Regions from separate parts of the Homo sapiens genome. Here region 2 is linked to region 1. The links are chromatin loops, found by intact Hi-C in ENCODE. Cell type or tissue: K562. All regions are shown on one strand. Each heading gives the region's core, and the rest is flanking DNA. Links, peaks and the distances in the headings are about the cores only. Region 1 has its middle 7.1 kb from the start of OR1M1. Region 2 holds the start of ACTL9 (actin like 9).

What was found. Hi-C counts contacts between places; a loop is a spot of excess contacts. Peaks named below come from ENCODE experiments on the same cell type or tissue, not always from the same donor. Only the 100,000 strongest peaks of a DNase experiment are listed, where the experiment ranks them.
Region 2: a loop joins it to region 1, with 18 times the contacts of the local background. A loop is called at or near these places in 2 of 110 quality-filtered maps.

The regions. Positions count from the first base shown.
Region 1 is chr19:9,075,456-9,084,518 of GRCh38, forward strand. It overlaps the pseudogene OR1M4P. Among named protein-coding and RNA genes, the nearest start is that of OR1M1, 7.1 kb to the right of the region's middle. In K562, for the core only: a CTCF peak has its summit at 4,543; a DNase peak (open chromatin) is centred at 4,506.
Region 2 is chr19:8,693,135-8,702,197 of GRCh38, forward strand. ACTL9 (actin like 9) reads right to left here and starts at 5,661. Exons shown (of 1, transcript NM_178525.5): 1 at 4,266-5,661. The coding sequence starts at 5,567. The coding sequence ends at 4,317. In K562, for the core only: CTCF peaks have their summits at 1,334 (motif pointing left) and 5,173 (motif pointing right); DNase peaks (open chromatin) are centred at 1,357 and 5,187; H3K27me3 peaks cover 591 bases.

The sequences.
Region 1 (9,063 bases), core at 364-8,363:
ATGACACCTGAAATCTGCATTCTGCTGGGGGAGGCAGGGACGTGTCTTGGCCGTGGCTGGGAAGCAAGATTTTTAAAGCTCAGGCCTGAGCTGGAAGAAAAGACTGGAGGAAGAGGGGAGGGGATGGGCAGGATTCCAACTCTCCTGGGGGAGTTCCAGGCTGGGGCAACACCGGTTTTACTTTCTGAAGCGGAGGGAGGTCTCTGTCCATCTCCTGCTGACACCCACCCCACCTGGGCCTGGCTGCTACCCGAGGGTAATTATCTGCACCCAGCCATGCACCGCACCGCCGTTCCCACTGCCCATGACTCACTCGGCCCCCCTTGCGTTCTTTGTTCTTCGCCTCCTTCCCCCACCTCCCTGCAGGCTTCACACTTTGCAGGCCTAGGTCTTAGTCATCTCTGGGAACGGCTCCAATTTTCTTACAATGATAAGTAAATGGATCATTCTTTAGCTCGGCTAGAATGTCCCCATCTTTATTCTCAGAGCAATTCCTTGCACATAGCCGCATGCCCTCATCATAGGGATTTTGCCCTGGCTGCCACCTTGCCCTCCTTCTGGTTCCCTGTTTCATTTTCGAAGGTCTTTCTTCTTTGAGACAAGGTCTCACTCTGCCCCTAGGTGAAGGGCAGTGATGCGATCATAGTTTACTGTAGCCTCCAACTCCTGGGCCCAATCGATCCTCCAACCTTGGCCTCCTGAGTAGCTGGGACTGTAGGCACCCGGCTAATTTTTAAAAATTATTTTCAGAGACAGGGTCTTGGCCGGGTGCGGTGGCTCATGCCTGTAATCTCTGTACTTTAGGAGGCCGAGGTGGGTGGATCACCTGAGGTCCGGAGTTCCAGACCAGCCTGGCCAAAATGGTGAAACCCCGTCTATATTAAAAATACAAAAAAATTAGCCAGGCGTAGTGGTGCACGCTTGTAGTCTCAGCTACTCAGGAGACTGACGCAGGAGAATCACTTGAACCCAGGAGGTGGAGGTTGCAGTGAGCCGAAATTATGCCATTGCACTCCAGCCTGGGCGACAAGAACAAAACTCCATCTCAAAAACAAAACAAACAAACAAACAAAAAAACTCAAAAGAGACAGGTTCTTGCTGTGTTGCCCAGGCTGGTCTCGAACTCCTGACCTCAAGTGATCCTACTGCATTGGCCTCCCAAAATGCTGAGATGACAGTCGTGAGCCACCACACCTGGCCTCGTTTTGAAGGTCTTGAATCAAATAATTACCTTTTCCTTGAGGTATCTGGAATATATAGATAACATAACCGGTTAGGTCAGGGGTCGATCTTTAACCAGGCCCAGGGTGCGGTGCCGGGCTGTCTGCCTATGGATTTGATTTCTGCCATTTAGTTTTTACTTCTTCTTTCTTTGGAGGCAGAAATTGGGCATAATATGAGGGGTGGTGTCCTCCCTTACTATGATTGTGCCCCTGCACTCCAGCCTGGTCAACACAGCAAGACCCTGTCTCAAAAAGAAAAGGGATCTAACATCTTTTTAAATTTACTTATTTATTCTACCTGTAGACTCTTAACACTAGAATGTCAGGGATTTTTGCATGTTGGTTCATTCACTGATCCGTTGTATTCTCAGACCTGGGGCTTGTCAAGCATGCAGGCACTGAATGAACATCTGTTAAGGAAATGCCGAGTGAGCCAAGCATGGAATTTGTAAGGCTCTTGTGTCGTTTCGAACCCCGAGAGCAAGCCAACAAACAACATGAGCTGGTGTGGAGCAACACGCTGTTTTAATGTGCACCTGGGTGCAGACGGCTGAGGCCTAAAATGGCGTCAGCCCCAAGTGAGGACGGGGCAGGGGTTTTATAGTCTCCCGTAAACAGCAAGTGTCCCAGTCTGACGTAACTGCTACATGGTACCCGGATGGCCCGTCTCTTGATCTTCAGGGGCATGTGTCTTCCGGCCAGGGTAGATGTCTTCCAGCCAGGGTACGTGTCTTCCGGCCAGGGCAGGTGTCTTCCGGCCAAGGTAGCTGTCTTCCGGCCAGGGTAGATGTCTTCCGGCCAGGGTAGATGTCTTCCGGCCAGGGTAGGTGTCTTCCGGCCAGGGTAGATGTCTTCCGGCCAGGGTAGATGTCTTCCGGCCAGGGTACGTGTCTTCCGGCCAGGGTACATGTCTTCCGGCCATCTCTCTTCCTGCTTCTGCTATCTTGCTGGCGCATGCTGCTGGGGCAAGTAGCCTTGCACCTTGGGACTGGGCCTGAGAAGGGAGGAGTTATTCATCCCCCCAAGTTTATCCTCCCAAGTTTTCAGGCCGCGGGGAGAATCTTTCAGAATTATTCTGTCAATATTGTTTCTTCCCCCTTACCCTGGCTCTCTTCTCCCAATCCTGCCCTGGTCCCCACTCTGCAGATGAGTAGACACTGTGTCCCACCTTGTCCTGTGGGTGCCTGATACTTGACTCTGTCAGTGCTTGTGGCTGCTGTAGTTTTATTTATTTTCGAGACAGAGTCTCACTCTGTCACCCAGGTTGGAGTGCAGTGGCGCTATCTCGGCTCACCGCAACCTCTGCCTCCCAGGTTCAAGCGATTCTTCTGCCTCAACCTCCCGAGTAGCTGGGATTATCTAGGCGTGCACCACCATGCCCAGCTATTGTATTTTTAGTAGAGACAGGGTTTCACCATGTTGGCCAGGCTGGTATCAAACTCCTGACCTCAGGTGATCCCCCCACCTCGGCCTACCAAAGTGCTGGGATTACAGGTGCGAGCCACTGTGCCTGGCTTGTAGTTTAATTTTTATTTATTTATTTATTTATTTATTTATTTATTTTTGGAGATGAAGTCTTGCTCTGTCACCCAGTCTGGAGTGCAGTGGCACAATCTCGGCTCACTGCAACCCCCACCTCTCAGGTTCAAGCGATTCCCCTGCCTCAGCCTCCCAAGTAGCTGGGATTACAGGCGTGCACCATCATGCCTGGTTAATTTTTGTATTTTTAGTAGAGATGGGGTTTCGCCATGTTGGCCAAGCTGGTCTTGAACTCCTGGCCTTAAGTGATCTGCCTGCCTTGGCCTCCCAAACTGCTGGGATTACAGGCGTGAGCCACTGCACCAGGCCAATTAACTTCTCCTAATCTGTAACTAAGGTCTGAGTCCTGAAGACCTTCCTCTGAGCCTCAGTAAATTTACTTAATCTAGATGGGTCCAGGTGCCAGGGATAGTTACCCTTATCTTGTCTCCTGCTAAATTTTAGAGTCTAGAGAGTTTCTTCAGACTCCCAATAAAACTTGTTTAATCCTAAACAGGTCCATTAAGAATTCCTTCATTATCTTGTCATGCTTCAAGGCCCAGGAAAGGCCTGGGCAAAACTCTTGGTGTGCTTTTGTTACGTTCCAGCCTTTGTCTAAGGGCACTGGCGCTATCATCTTTAAATATTTAACTTAACCACGCAGTCAGTGCTGAAACAGTTGTTAGAGAGGCCTGTGTTAGTGAGACCTGGCCTGTCACAGTATCTCTCTGTCTCTCTTTCCCTCCCTCTCTCTTTTTCTTGCATAACTGCAGTATCTCTCTGTCTCTGTCTCTCTCTGTAGCGCTCCCTCTGTCTCTCTCTTTCATTTTTCTTTTCTTTTTATTTATTTATTTATTTATTTTTTGAGACGGAGTTTTGCTCTTGTTGCCCAGGCTGGAGTGCAATGGTGTGATCTCGGCTCACTACAATCTCCACCTCCCGGGTTCAAGCAATTCTCCTGCCTCAGCCTCCCAAATAGCTGGCATTACAGTCACACACCACCATACCTGGCTAATTTTTTTTTTTTTTTTTTTTTTTTGAGATGGAGTCTCGCTCTGTCGCCCAGGCTGGAGTGTAGTGGCGCAATCTCGGCTCACTGCAACCTCCACCTCCCAGGTTCAAGTGATTCTCCTGCCTCAGCCTGCCGAGTAGCTGGGATTACAGGCGTGCACCACCATGTCCAGCTAATTTTTGTATTTTTAGTAGGGACAGGGTTTCACCATGTTGGTCAGGCTGGTCTCGAACTCCTGACCTCTTGAACTGCCCGCCTCGGCCTCCCAAAGTGCTGGGATTACAGGTTTGAGCCACCACGCCTGGACTAATTTTTGTATTTTTAGTAGAGACGGGGTTTCGTCATGTTGGCCAGGCTGGTCTTGAACGCCTGACTTCAGGTGATCCACCTGCCTCAGACTCCCAAAGTGCTGGGATTACAGGCGTGAACCACCAGGTCCGGTCTTCTCTCTCTCTTTTTCTTGCATAACTTCAGTATCTCTCTGTGGACAACAGAAACCAGATGGCCCCAGTCCTGGGTTAGGTGGGAAGATATTCACCGAGCCCAGGGGCTGGGGTGGGAAATTTGGAAAACGTAAGGCCACTTTCAACCCTTTCCCAGTGTGCCTTAACTTGGGAAGCCCCTGGGCTATAGGCTTCTGGCTCCCCAGTGGCAAAAGGCACTGAGGTCAGGTGGGGAAAGGGACCAGGATTAAGCAAAATGTCTGTGCTAGGCGGGAGATGCTGTCTGTGAAAAGTGCCCGAGGGACTGGAGCACCTGAGACGTCCTCGCTGCGTGTTTCTTCTGCCCTCGTGTGTCTCCATTGGGAACTGCAGTAACCCAAGTCTAGGTTTTTGTTGTTTTTTGAGATGGAGTCTCTCTCTGCCGCCCAGGCTGGAGTGCAATGGTGTGATCTTGGCTCATTGCAACCTCCACCTCCTGGGTTCAAGCGATTCGCCTGCCTCAACCTGCCGAGTAGCTGGGATTACAGGTGCCCGCCACCACGCCTGGTGAATTTCTGTATTTTTAGTAGAGATGGAGTTTTGCCATGTTGGCCAGGCTGGTCCCAAACTGCTGACCTCAGGTAATCTGCCCGCCTCGGCCTCCCAAAGTGCTGGGATTACAGATGTGAGCCACCACACCCGGCCTTAAGTTTATTATTATTATTATTATTTTAGACAGCATCTTGCTCTGTCACCCAGGCTGGAGTACAGTGGTGCAATTATGGCTCATTGTAGCCTGGACCTCCCGGCCTCTGCTGATCCTCTTTCCTCAGCCTCCCAGGTAGTTGAGACTACAGGTGTACACCACCAGGCCTGGCTACTTTTTTTTTCTTTTTTGGTAGAGATGGGATCTCACTATGTTGCCCAGGCTGGTCTTAACCTCCTGGGCTCAAGCAATCTACCCACCTCTGCTGGGCATGGTGGCTCATGCCTGTAGAGCCAGCACTTTAGGAAACCTTTATTTCTTAACACAGAGCAAGTTGGAGATGTTTTTGTTTGGCTGACAGAATCTTAAGAGATTTATTGGTGCCTGAGGCATTTCTCATTTCACAGGGGAGGGAGGGGTCTAAATAAATGCTTCAGCTCAAGCTGGATACAGAGGGAGGGATTTTCCCAAATTTCTAGCAGCCCCCAGGTTGTAATAACTTCCCAAGTCTCTGGCAATTCCAGCCTTCTGTCAATTAGCACTGTAATCACCTGCGTGCCTATGGCAAGAGAGTTTAGGGAACTTGCAAGAAGAGAGAGCTGTAGTTTCGCTTTCCCATGGTTTCTGGTTACTCCAAAAAGGCCCTGACCAGAATCATGGACTCTCCATGGCAAACTCTCATCTTATTTTATATTTATTTGTTTATTTATTTATTTTTTTATTTTTGAGATGGAGTTTTGTTCTTGTTGCCCAGGCTGGAGCGCGATGGCATGATCTTGGCTCATCACAACCTCCACCTCCCGGGTTCAAGCAGTTTTCCTGCCTCAGCCTCCCGAGTAGCTGGGACTATAAGCATGCACCACCATGCCCTGCTAATTTTGTATTTTTAGTAGAGACGGGGTTTCCCCATGTTGGTCATGGCTGGTCTCGAACTCCCAACCTCAGGTGATCCACCTGCCTCGGCCTCCCAAACTGCTGGGATTACAGGCGTGAGCCACTGCACCTGGCCTATTTTATTTTTTATGTATTTTATTTTTTGAGATGGAGTCTCGCTCTGTTGCCCAGGCTGGAGTGTAGTGACGTGATCTTGGCTCACCGCAACCTCTGCCTCCTAGGTTCAAGCGATTCTCCTGCCTCAGCCTCCCGAGTAGCTGGGACTACAGGTGTGCACCACCATGTCTGGCTGATTTTTTTGTATTTTTAGTAGAGACGAGGTTTCACCATCTTGGCCAGGCTGCTCTTGAACTCCTGACCTCGTGATCCAGCCGCCTCAGCCTCCCAAAGTGCTGGGATTACAGGCATGAGCCATTGCGCCCAGGCTTACTTTATTTTTTTAGTTTAATTTTTTTTTTTTGAGACAAGGGTCTTGCTATGTTGCCCAGGCTGGAGCACAGTGTTTATTCACAAGCACAATCATTGCACACTACAGCCTTGAACTTGGTCTCAAGCAATCCTCCCAACTTCCAATTATCTTAAATTCTGTTTTTGTCTTTGTTTTTGAAATGGAGTCTCTCTCTGTAGCCCAGGCTGGAGTGCAGTGGTGGGATCTTGGCTCCCTGCAACCCCCGCCTCCCGGGTTCAAGTGATTCTCCTGCCTCAGCCTCCCAAGTAAGTGGGATTATAGGTGCGCACCACCTCGCCTGGCAAATTTTTGTATTTTTAGTAGAGACCGGGTTTCACCACCTTGGCCAGGCTGGTCTGAAACTCCTGATCTCAGGTGATCCGCCTGCCTCTGCCTCCCAAAGTGCTGGGATTACAGGTGTGAGCCACCGTGCCACCTGGCCATTCTTTTTTTTTTTTTTTTTGCCAGAGTCCTGCTCTGTCACCCAAGCTGGAGTGTGGTGGCACCATCTCAGCTCACTGCAATCTTCGACTCCCGGGTTCAAGTGATTCTCTTGCCTCAGCCTCCGAAGTAACTGGGATTACAGATGCCCACCACCACACCCAGTTAATTTTTGTATTTTAGTAGAGATGCGGTTTTACCATGTTGGCCAGTCTGGTCTCTAACTCCCGATCTCAAATGATCCACCTGCCTTGGCCTCCCAAAGTTCTGGGATTGCAGGCATGAGCCACCATCCCCGGTCAAATTCTGTGTTTCATTCACCAGAATAGTCACCAGAAAGCAGATTTTCTTCGTCTTTCCAACCTGTGTACTTACTTATAGAAATCTACAGCAGGGCCACATCTGGAGGTCTGTTTGTTCACCTGAGAAATTAAAATTTAATTCTCTTGGAAGAAAAGTAACACAAATAAATCAGAGGTTTGATTATTCAAAGCCATTCTGCTTAATATCATGTCAGCTTGAGGCCGGGCACTGTGGCTCATGGCTGCTTTTGCTTTTGCTTTGTTGGTGTGTTTTGTCCAATTCTTTGTTTGGGAATCCAAGAACCTGAACACCTTCTACCAGTAACACCATGACAGTTTACAGATGCCATGGCGACATCAGGAAGTTACCCCAGATGCTCTAAAAAGGTGAGGCATGAATAATCCTCCCCTTGTTTAGCATATCATCAAGAAATAACCATGAAAATGGGCAACCAGCAGCCCTCGGGGCTTCTCTGTCTATGGAGTAGTCATTCTTTTATTCCTTTGCTTTCCTAAAAACTTGTTTTCACTTTGTGGACTTGCCTGAGATCCAAGAGCCCTCTCTTGGGATTTGGATTGGACCCCTTTCCTGTAACACCTTGGGGTCAGGAAAGGCTTTCTCTCCCAGTGCCTTGGGGTCAGGCACAGGGCCACAGCTTCCCCATAGAGAGCCCAGGAATGTTTGCATTATCAGGGATAAGAGATGGCCTTGCTTCCGGTTTGAAGGCTCACCAGCATCTTGGGGATGGTGTTGGTGGCCAGACAGAAATCAATCAGGGACAGGTTGGCCAGGAAGAAGTACATGGGGGTGTGGAAGTGGGAGTCTATGCTGATGGCCAGGATGATGAGCAGGTTCCCCAGGACTGTACCAGGTACATGCAGAGGAACAGAGAAAAGAGAAGTGTTTCCTGCTCCGGCTTTTCTGACAGTCCCAGGAGGATGAATTGAGATGCACTGGTTTGGTTTCCTGGTTCCATGGGTGTGATTCCTCTGGAAGTATGGAAAGGGGAGGTTATAGGAATGCCAGGGAGATGGTTTTGGAAGGTTAGATGAACTCTAACCTTTAATTTTAACCTTTAACTTTAGAGACCCTGTCTCTAAAATATAAATATTATATATGCTATAATATATATATTATTTTTCAGAGACAAGATCTTGCTCTGTCACCCAGGATGGAGTGCAGTGGTGCAATCATAGCTCATTGCAACCTTGAACTCCTGGACTCAAGCCATCCTCCTGCCACAGCCTCTCTAGTAGCAGGGTCTACAGTCACACATCACCATGCCTGGCCTATTTATCTTCTTTTTTGGGGGTGGAGAGAGGGTTTTGCTATCTTGTCCAGGCTGGCCTTGAACTCCTGGGCTCAAGCGATCCTCCCATCTAGGACTTCCGAAGCTCTGCGATTGCAGGTGTGAGCCACCACACTTGGCCTGACAACAGCTTATATATAGGTTGCACCTTGAACCATGGATGAAATGTTTACAGCAACTCATCTTCTTCTTTTTTTATTAATTAAAAAATTTTAGGTTGGACGTGGTGGCTCACGGCTGTAATCCCAGCACTTTGGGAGGCCAAGGCGGGCGGATCATTTGAGGTCAGGAGTTTGAGACCAGCCTGGCCAACATGGCAAAACCCTGTCTCTACTGAAAATACAAAAATTAGCTGGGCGTGGTGGCAGGCGCCTGTAATTTCAGCTACTTGGGAGGCAGAGACAGGAGGATTACTTGAACCCAGGAGGCAGAGGTTGCACTGAGCTGAGATCATGCCATTGCACTCCAGCCTGGGCAACAAGAGTGAAACTCCATCTCAAAAAAATAAAAAAGTAATATAACCATTAATATTGATGCTACTGTCAACTGTTGACTCTCCAAACAAACCCAGCAAGTGCTTGTAAGCCAAAAATAACCACCCCCATCCATCTGAAGGGACCCCTCCTCTTGGCCAAAGGCATTCTAAAGTTAACCTGAAAAGCTGCTTCAGGACTGTGTGTGGTGGCTCATGCCTGTAAACCCAGCACTATGGTAGATGGGCGAATCACTAGAGGCCAGGAGTTCAAGACCAGACTCTCCAACATAGTGAAATCCTGTCTCTACTAAA
Region 2 (9,063 bases), core at 752-8,751, 380 kb before region 1:
CTAAGGCGCCACCACGCTTGGCTATTTTTTTTTTTTTTGAGACAGACTCTCGCTCTGTCACCCAGGCTGGAGTGCAGTGACGTGATCTTGGCTCACTGCAACCTCCACCTCCCAGGTTTAAGCAATTATTGTGCCTCAGCCTCCTGAGCAGCTGGGATTACAGACAGCTGTCACCACGCCTGGTTAATTTTTGTATTTTTAGTAAAGACGGGGTTTCACCACGTTGGCCAGGCTGGTTTCGAACTCCTGGCCTCAGGTGATCCATCTGCCTCAGCCTCCCACAGTGCTGGGATTATAGGCGTGAGTCACTGCGCCCTGCCGAATTTTTTGGATTTTTAGTAGAGATGAGGTCTGGTTGTGTTTCCCAGGCTGGCCTTAAACTCCTGAGTGCAAGTGATCCTCCCACCTTTGCCAAGTGGCTGGGACTAAGGTGCCACCATGCTTGGCTAGTCTTTTTGATTTTTAGTGAGATGAGATCTGGCTATGCTGCCCAGGCTGGTCTTGAACTCCTGAGCTCAAGCAATCCTCTCGCCTTAGCTTTTCGAAGTGCTGGCATTACAGGTGTGAGCCACCATGCCTGGCCCCATTTCTTGTTTGCTGTGGTTTCCTTACATTTTGGAGCAGTACTGGGCACATAGTGGGTGATCAATGAATGTTTGTGGGATCAATGTATGAATGACTTAAATCAAAATTGAAGAAATCGGGGACCCGGGAGGCTGAGGCAAGAGGAAATTGGGGAACTGGGAGGCTGAGGTGAGAGGATCACTTGAGCTCAGGAGTTCAAGACCAGCCTGGACAACATGGCCAGATCTCATATCTACTAAAAATAAAAAAGATTAGCCAAGTATGGTGGCAGACCCTGGGGGTGTGTGTGGGCATGGAGGGGGCGGTGGTCGGGGTCTTGAGTTCTTGGTGCTCAGGGTTAGGGGCGGATGGCAGGTGGAGGCTTACCTATCAGTCATAGGAGGAGGTGAGATTTCTAACAACAGCTTTGAGGTAGTGAGCTCCCCATCTCTGGGACTGTGTAAATGGGAAAAGCACTTGTCCAGAGAGTTGTAGAGGAAAATTCTGCCCCAGGGAAGGTCTGGAGCTGAGGGAACAGGGAACCTCAGTCTGCTCTAAATGAGGATTCATTGGGTTTCCCAGGAGCCCAGGGGTGACAGGGTTTCTGCATCTCCCTCACTTCCTGTGGTATCTGAGACTCAGCCTGTCTCACATACCTTCTGTGCCTTGTGGCTGGAGCTTGGAGTGGGTCTCACTTGGGGTCTGGGTGTCTGGCTTGCTCCAGGCATCAACGTTCTGAATTCCATGCCCTTGAGCTTGGAGGTGCTGCCCCCTGGTGTGGAGGAGAAGAAATGTCTCCTCAACACCCCATGACCTCCTGGTAGGGGATTCTGTGCATTCTATAGGTTGAGTCTACCTTGGGGAGAGCCCGGCTGGGTCAGAGCGGGTCCAACCCTGAATATTTGTGATCTGGAGATCTTGGCCTGTCAGTGGGGGCCCCCCACCCCTGAGCTGAGGATCTCACACTAACCCAGGGTGAGCCTGGAGCCACAGCCTACTCTCCAGGACACAGTGGGACAGGGTGGGTGGGGAGTTTCTCACGGCTGACTTGGAGGGTAGGGGAGGTCGCCTCACTGCTCCACAGATAAATGCATTTCCACTCTGGAAAATTCCATCCATAAGCATGGTTCTTGCAGGTGAGTCAGACGGAGAGGAAGAGAGAGAGAGAGAGAGAGAGAGAGAGAGAGAGAGAGAGAGGCAGGTAGAGACAGAGACACACACGCTGGTTTAGGGAGAAAGAAACACATCAAGTGAGGCCAGGTGTGGTGGCTCACGCCTGGAATCCCAGCACTTTGGGAGGCAGGGGTGGATGGATCGCTTGAGCCCAGGAATTGGAGACCAGCCTGAGCAACATGGTGAAACCCCATCTCTACTAAAAATACAAAAAATTAGCCAGATGTGGTGGCATGCACCTGCAGTCCCAGCTATTCGGGAGGCTGAGGTGGGAGGATCACCTGAGCTGGGGGAGGCTGAGGCTGCAGCGAGTCATGATCATGCGGCTGCACTCCAGATGGGGTGACAGAGCGAGACCCTGTCTCAAAAACAAACAAACAAACAAACAAACAAACAAACAAACAAACACAGCAACTGAGCACAAAACTCCTGAAAAGTTAGCAATGCACAGAAAGACACAGCAGGAGCCTACAGATCCTGTGAGTGATGCTCCTTAAATAGTGACTGGCTGAAAGAATGAATGAATGAGTGAATGAATGATTTCTTGGGCTGAGCAAAAAGAGGACTTGACACAGACATGGATAACCTCCAGCAGCTCCTGTCTACTGTGTTGATAAACTGGGGGTTGTGTCCAGACTGCTGGCTGGAGGTCCGGATGTCCTTCAGGCTGGGCTAGGGGGCATGAAGACAGAGGGTCCTACCTCCAGAGGGGACCCAGGACGCTCGCCATCCTGAGAGGCTGGATTCCCCCTCCCGACCCTGGCAGGGACAGGGTGGGGTGGGAGAGGCCTCCTCGAGCATCCTCAGTGCACAACCCAGAGAAAGCTCATGGGACTGAGAGGAACAGGCTGAGAGATGGACTTTTAATGGAATGGAGGGAGATGGGGATGCATAGCCTGGGACACATGGGCCCTGGGTGCCTGTGCTGGGGCGAGTGAGAGAGCCAGTGTCCAGGTGAAGCTCCTTGCCTGGGGCATCTGCCCCATGACTGCAGTGGACTGGGAAGCCCTTAAGAGTATCACTACCCACTGATGTCCAAGTCTTGCTTGATAGTATGGTGTCCAGGGAATGGTCTTGGGGAGTGGGTTCCGGAGAGCCTGTGAGAGTTCCAGGGCGGGGTGCACATCATGGGGTGCCTGGGAGGGTATCTTTGGGAGAGTCTGTGGAGGAGGGAGTTGGGAGGTGTTGGAACACAGAGGAGGGCCTAGGGTCTAGTGGGGTCGTTATAGGATGCTCATGGGGACCTGAGCATGACATTTGGGAGGCTGGCTCTTTCCTGGGAGGAGCTGGGGGCTGAGGAAGAGGGTCAGGAAGTGTCCTGTGAGAGAGAACATTTGGGAGTATTTCGGGCGGAGACACAGTGCAAGAAAGTGGTCTTAGAGCAACAGGGGTCCACCCTGGGGTTTCGGGGGTGGATCTCAGAATGATGTGTTTTGGGAAGATGGATGGGGGATGGGTGATGGGACCACCTGGTCAGTGGAGGTGGGGCCAGGGGAGGTCTGGGGGAAAAATCCTGAGGGGAGGGGAGAGTTCTGCAGGGATGATGGATGCCAGGGGCATCCCATGGTGGGACCATTGTAGGAGAAACCCTTGAAAGTCAGAATTCAGGTCTCTGTGATGGATCTGGGGGGTCAGCACTTGTGGGGGGCATCCTAGGGGAAACCAATGAAGAGGTGGATTTGGGGTGCTGAGAACCAGGGGTATCTTGACAAGTGGAATCTTGACAAGTGGAATTTAAGAGTGTGTTTGGGGGGATTAGAAATAAGGGGAAGATTATGGGGGTGCACCCAGGGGTTGGAGCACTCACGGGAAGATTCTGGGAGGAGGTTGGAGCATTCCGGGGTAGAGACTGGGTTGGGGGGTCCCTGAGGAGCATACTAAGGGGGGTGGCAGTTTGGAGGGTTTGGAGCCCAGGGGTATTTTGGGATGCTATATCAAAAGCAATAGATAATGGGGTGAGATTAGGGAGTCAGTATTTGAGGATGTCTTGGGCACATAGTGGGTAATTAATGAATGTATGTGGGATCAATGCATGAATCACTTAAACTAGAAATGGAAGGAATTGGGTATGTGGCTTGGGTATGTGGCAGACCCTAGGGGTGTGTGTGGGCATGGGGTGGGTGGTCAGAGGCTTTCATGTTCTTCATGTTTGGGGTTGGGGGCAGGTGCCAGGTGGAGGCTTATCTATGACTCATAGGAGGAGGTGATATTTCTAACAATAGCCTTGAGGTAGTGAACTCCCCATCTCTGGGAGTGTGTAAATGGGAAGGGCACTTGTCAGAGGTGGTCTGGGGAGGGGGTGTCCCAACCCAAGGGTGCCTGGGGAGGGGCACAGATCACAGGAGGATGGGTTGACAGGATTAGAACTTAGTGGTCTGTTGGGAGTTATTCATGGGGAAGGTGGGTTTAGGGGGTCAGGATTGGGGTGTCTCAGGGCATGCATCACAGGAGGTGAGTTAGGTCAGCCTGTGGGGCGAGGTGCCCAGGAGTGGATGGGGCAGGCCCTGGAGGAAGGACAGGACAGAGCCGGCTGTAGCAGAGGCTTTACTGCCCCCACGCCCTCCCCAGCTCTGCCCTGGTCAGTAGCATTTGCGGTACACGATATAGGGACCCTGTTCCTCGTACTGCTCCCGCAGGACCCAGCAGGACTGGAAGGCGCGCAGGGAGGCCAGGATGGAGCCCCCGATCCATACGGAGAAATTCCTGGTGGGCTGGGCAGCCACCACCACGTGGGTCTCGGCTGGCAGAGCGCGCAGCAGCTCTGCCCGGAAGCGACCCTCGAAGCCGGTGAAGAGCGAGGACCCACCGCAGAGAAGCACGTTTTGGGCCAAGTCCGCGCGCATCTCCAGTGACAACTTGCGGAGACTCTGCTTGGCCATGGTGGAGAGGCCGACGGGTGACAGCCCCGGGACCTCTGGGGGGTTGAACAGCAGCTCCGGACACTGGAACAGCTCCTTGCCCAGGGTGACCGTGCGCCCATCGGGCAGCTTCAGAGTCCGCTTGTACTCCTGCTCCGGCCGGGCCTGCTCCTTCTGGAAGTCGGAGGCCACGTAGCAATAGTGGTGCTTAATGTTCTCCACTAGGTCCAGGTCCTGCTGTCCCAGGGGCAGGCCGGCCTGGAGCAGCATCTCCGCCAGGAAGGCGGTCAGGTTGTTGCCCGCCAGGTCCAGACGCTCCGTGGCGTGGAGCAGGTTGTAGCCCTGGAAGACGGGCACTGTGTAGGTGACCCCGTGTCCCGTGTCCACCACCAGCCCGCTGACACGACCGTGGGCGTAGACAGACAGCACCGACTGCGATGCCACGTACATGGCTGGGGAGCGCAGCGACTCGAAGGCCACCTCCACTAGCTTCTCGCGGTTGGTGGCCGGGCTGAAGGGTGGGTCGGAGAACAGCAGCGGGTGGTCGTGGGTGGCCACTCGGAGGTCGTGCTCCAGCAGGTGGCGCCAGATGAGCTCGGCGGCATCCCAGTCCACGACGATGCCGCTGCGCAGGGGTTGCACCAGCGTCAGCTCTGGGAGCACGCGGGCTGCCTCGCCGATGAACGTCTGCAGCCCGGACTGCCCCGAGGTGGCGGGTTTCTTGGGCTGGCAGCCCAGGATGGTGGCCACGGTGTAGGTGGGGCTGGCCTGCCCAGCAAAACCTACCTTACAGGTGCCTGTGCCCATGTCAATAACCACCGCGCCGGTCTTTGGTGGCAGCCTGTCGGCCACCATGCCGGGGGAGTCCCGCTGCAGGGGCTTGTTCACCACGTTGGGACTGGGGTTTGGGCCGGGCCTGGGGGCCTCCAGGGAGGACTGGGATTCCGAGGACTTGGGGCGACTTGCATCCATGGTTGCGGGACGCCAGGTGAGGGGGCTTTTCCTCTGGGGTTGGGGTTGCGGGGAGAAGAGGTTGAGGCCCGGCCAGTGGGGAGGGCAGGCAGACAGGGGGAGGGGTGGGCCCGCAATCTATGACGTCACGGTGCCCCTTCAGTCTTCTTAAGACATCACAATGCAGCCAAGAGGATGGGTCCCTGCCCAGCCCTGCCTGCCCAAAGGCTGTCATCTCTTCTCTGAAGAGCCAAATTTGGAGGAGGAGATGAGCATCTCAGAGCAGGGCCCTCTTAACACATTTCTGTCGGATGCGCTAGAAGCTAATACGATGGCACCTGGTTTTTGAGAAAAGACAAGCTTTTTGTTGCATGTCAACCCACTGGGAGCTAGGAATCCAGCACAAGTCTGTTTCTCAGCTGGCTTTAAGGCAGTAATTTTATTAGAAAAGTTCTGGGGCCGGGGGCTGTGGCTCACACCTGTAATCCCAGCACTTTGGGAGACCGAGGTGGGAGATCACCTGAGGTCAGGAGTTCGAGACCAGCCTGGCCAACATGGTGAAACCCGTCTCTACCAAAAAATACAAAAATTAGCCTGGCATGGTGGCGCATGCCTGTGGTCCCAGCTACTGGGGAGGCTGAGGCAGGAGAATCACTTGAACCCAGGAGGTGGAGGTTGAAGTGAACCAAGATCATGCCACCGCACTCCAGGCTGGGGGATGGAGTGAGACTCTGTCTCAAAAGAAAAAGAAAATAAAAGAAAAAAAATTAGCCAGGCATGGTGGCACATGCCTGTAGTCCCAGCTACTAGGGAGGCTGAGGCAGGAGAATCTCTTGAACCCGGGAGGTGGAGGTTGCAGCGAGCCAAGATCATGCTACTGCACTCCAGCCTGTATGACAGAGCGAGACTCATCTCAAAACAAACAAACAAACAAACAAAGAAACAAACAAAAAACCCTCATAAGTGGAAGGCATTTCAGCAAGTTGTTTCTTTTTTGATCTGCCATTCTGCAAGCTCAAACATTTCTTTGGGGCATGGTTTCACTAAAAACATGCAAAATTGGTTTCTCTAACTCTTTGGGCCACGCTTTCAGGAAGACCCAGGAATCCTCCTCTGGGTACCTCGCCATGAAGCTATTTACAGCCTAGTGGCAGAGAGCTTGCCACAGGCCTCCCTAGAATATTAGAATATTCCTCCTCAGAATATTAATTAGAAGGTGGGGCGGGCTAGCATGGCTTCCTGGTTTCCAAATGGAGACAGAGGCCAGCCTTGGTTGGGGATGGAGAGAGGCAGGGAGAGACAGGAACACCCCTGTCCTAGATTCTTTGCTTCCTCTGCTATATTCACTGCCTGAATCATTCTCCCTGTCCCATTCCTGCCAAGAAGGAATTTGCCTCTTCAAATCTCAGTCTGATGCCACCTCCTCCTGGAAGCCAACCCTGATTTCTACTCTGTACTCCAACTAGATGAGGGATGGGGGAAGTCTGCCTTCTCTCCAGGGGTTGTTACCTGCTTCCTCCTGGCAGGAGAGGGGCTCAGTGAGATACAAGAAGGGGTTTCAGTATAGATAAAAGGGGAGAGGGTGCATTTGGGAGGAAGGAATTATCTCAACAATAAATAGCAGGCTTCAAAATGCATTAGGAGAGTTGCTTCAAGACCATGGCTGTTTTTGGTGATATCAGATATCACCTGTTAGTTAAAGCAAATAAAAACGTTTTTCTTAGTGTATGTTCATGCATGTGGTGGTAGAAATCACCAGGAATAGTGCTAGTGAATGTCTTATGGGATATCTAAATGAAAGAGGTTTAATTTTCTAGTTGTGTCTAGATTTATTACTCTGCCAGAGTGTGGTTTATTGAGCATTTTAATTAATTATTGATTTACTGGTATGTGTGGTCTAATCCATGCTTTTGGAAATATTTACTCAGCAATTTATTGAGGGTCTGTTTTTTGGACTGTTCACAACAACCAGAAATACACTAAGTGATAACACTTTATTGTTTTCAATTTTTTTTTGAGACTGGGTCTTGCTATATTGTCCAGGCTGGAGTGTAGTGGTGCAATCACTGCTCACTGCAGCCTCCTTAACCTCGTGGTCTCAAGCAATCCTCCCACTTCAGCCTCCAAAGTAGCTGGGACTATAGGCATGTGCTACTATCTCCGGATAAGTTTTTAATTTTTTGTAGAAATGGGGTCTTGCTATGTTGCCCAGGCTGATCTTGAGCTCCTGGGCTCAAGTGATCCTCCTGTCTTAACCTCCCAAAGTGCTGGGATGACAGGGATTAGCCACCATGCCTGGCCTTTCTTCATTTTCTGATTTTAAAACATGGCAACTTCTTATGGCAACTTTATGACTTAGGAATGGGTACTATGTCTATTTTTTTGATGGAAAAGAAGCTCAGAGAGGTCAAGTGATTGTTCAAAGTCACAACTGGTATGAGACAGAGGCAGGAGTTGAGCCTACATCTTTGACTTACTTCAGTGGCTGACTGTGAGTCTGGGAAATTGTGAAATCTAAGATCCACCCAAAACAGCCAGGCATGGTGGCTCACATCTGTAGTCCGAGATACTAGGGATGCTGAGGTGGGAGGATCACCTGAGCCCAGGAGTTGGAGGCTGCAGTGAGCCAAGATCACACCACTGCACCCAGCCTGGGTGACAGAGCGAGACCCTGTCTCAAGGAACAAACAAACAAACAAACATACAAACAAACAAGAAAAACCCACTAAAAATAGAACAGAAACAAAGGTTGGGACTCTGTGAGCCTCCATTTCCTCTCTTCTTGGATAAAATGAGGATACCTTGTCTGGCACTTAATAGATGCTAGCTTCTGAGATACTGAAGCAACAATATAGGAAAATATCGTGATTATAGGCAACAAAGCCATGATGTGCCTAAGGCCACAGATCCGGGGCCAGGCTTCTGGAATTTAAGCCCTGACTCCTCTGCTTAATAGCTGAGGCAAACTACTAACTGTGACTCAGTATCCCCATTTGCAAAATGGGAGTAATAATAGTGCCACCTTCAAAGTGCAGCTATGAGGATGGGCAAGTTATTGTTTTCTAGTGTTTAGGTCAGTGGTTCACACATAGTAAGTGCTATGTGAGGGTTTGTTACATCAATGATAAGTACTGGCTGGACGCGGTGGCTCACGCCTGTAATCCCAGCACTTTGGGAGGCTGTGGTGGGTGGATCACCTGGAGGTCAGGAGTTGGAGATCAGTCTGACCAACATGGAGAAACCCCGTCTCTACTAAAAACACAAAAATTAGCTGGGCGTGGTGGCACATGCCTGTAATCCCGGCTACTCGGGAGGCTGAGGCAGGATAATTGCTTGAACCCGGGAGGCGGAGGTTGCAGTGAGCTGAGATCGCGCCACTGCACTCCAGCCTGGGCGACAGAGCGAGATTCTGTCTCAAAAAAAAAAAAACAAAAAACCAAAAAAACTTCCTAGGTCAGCCTGCTGTGCCTTTAGTGCCGAGAACCACTGATTTCTTGAGCAGTCTTGTCACAAACCC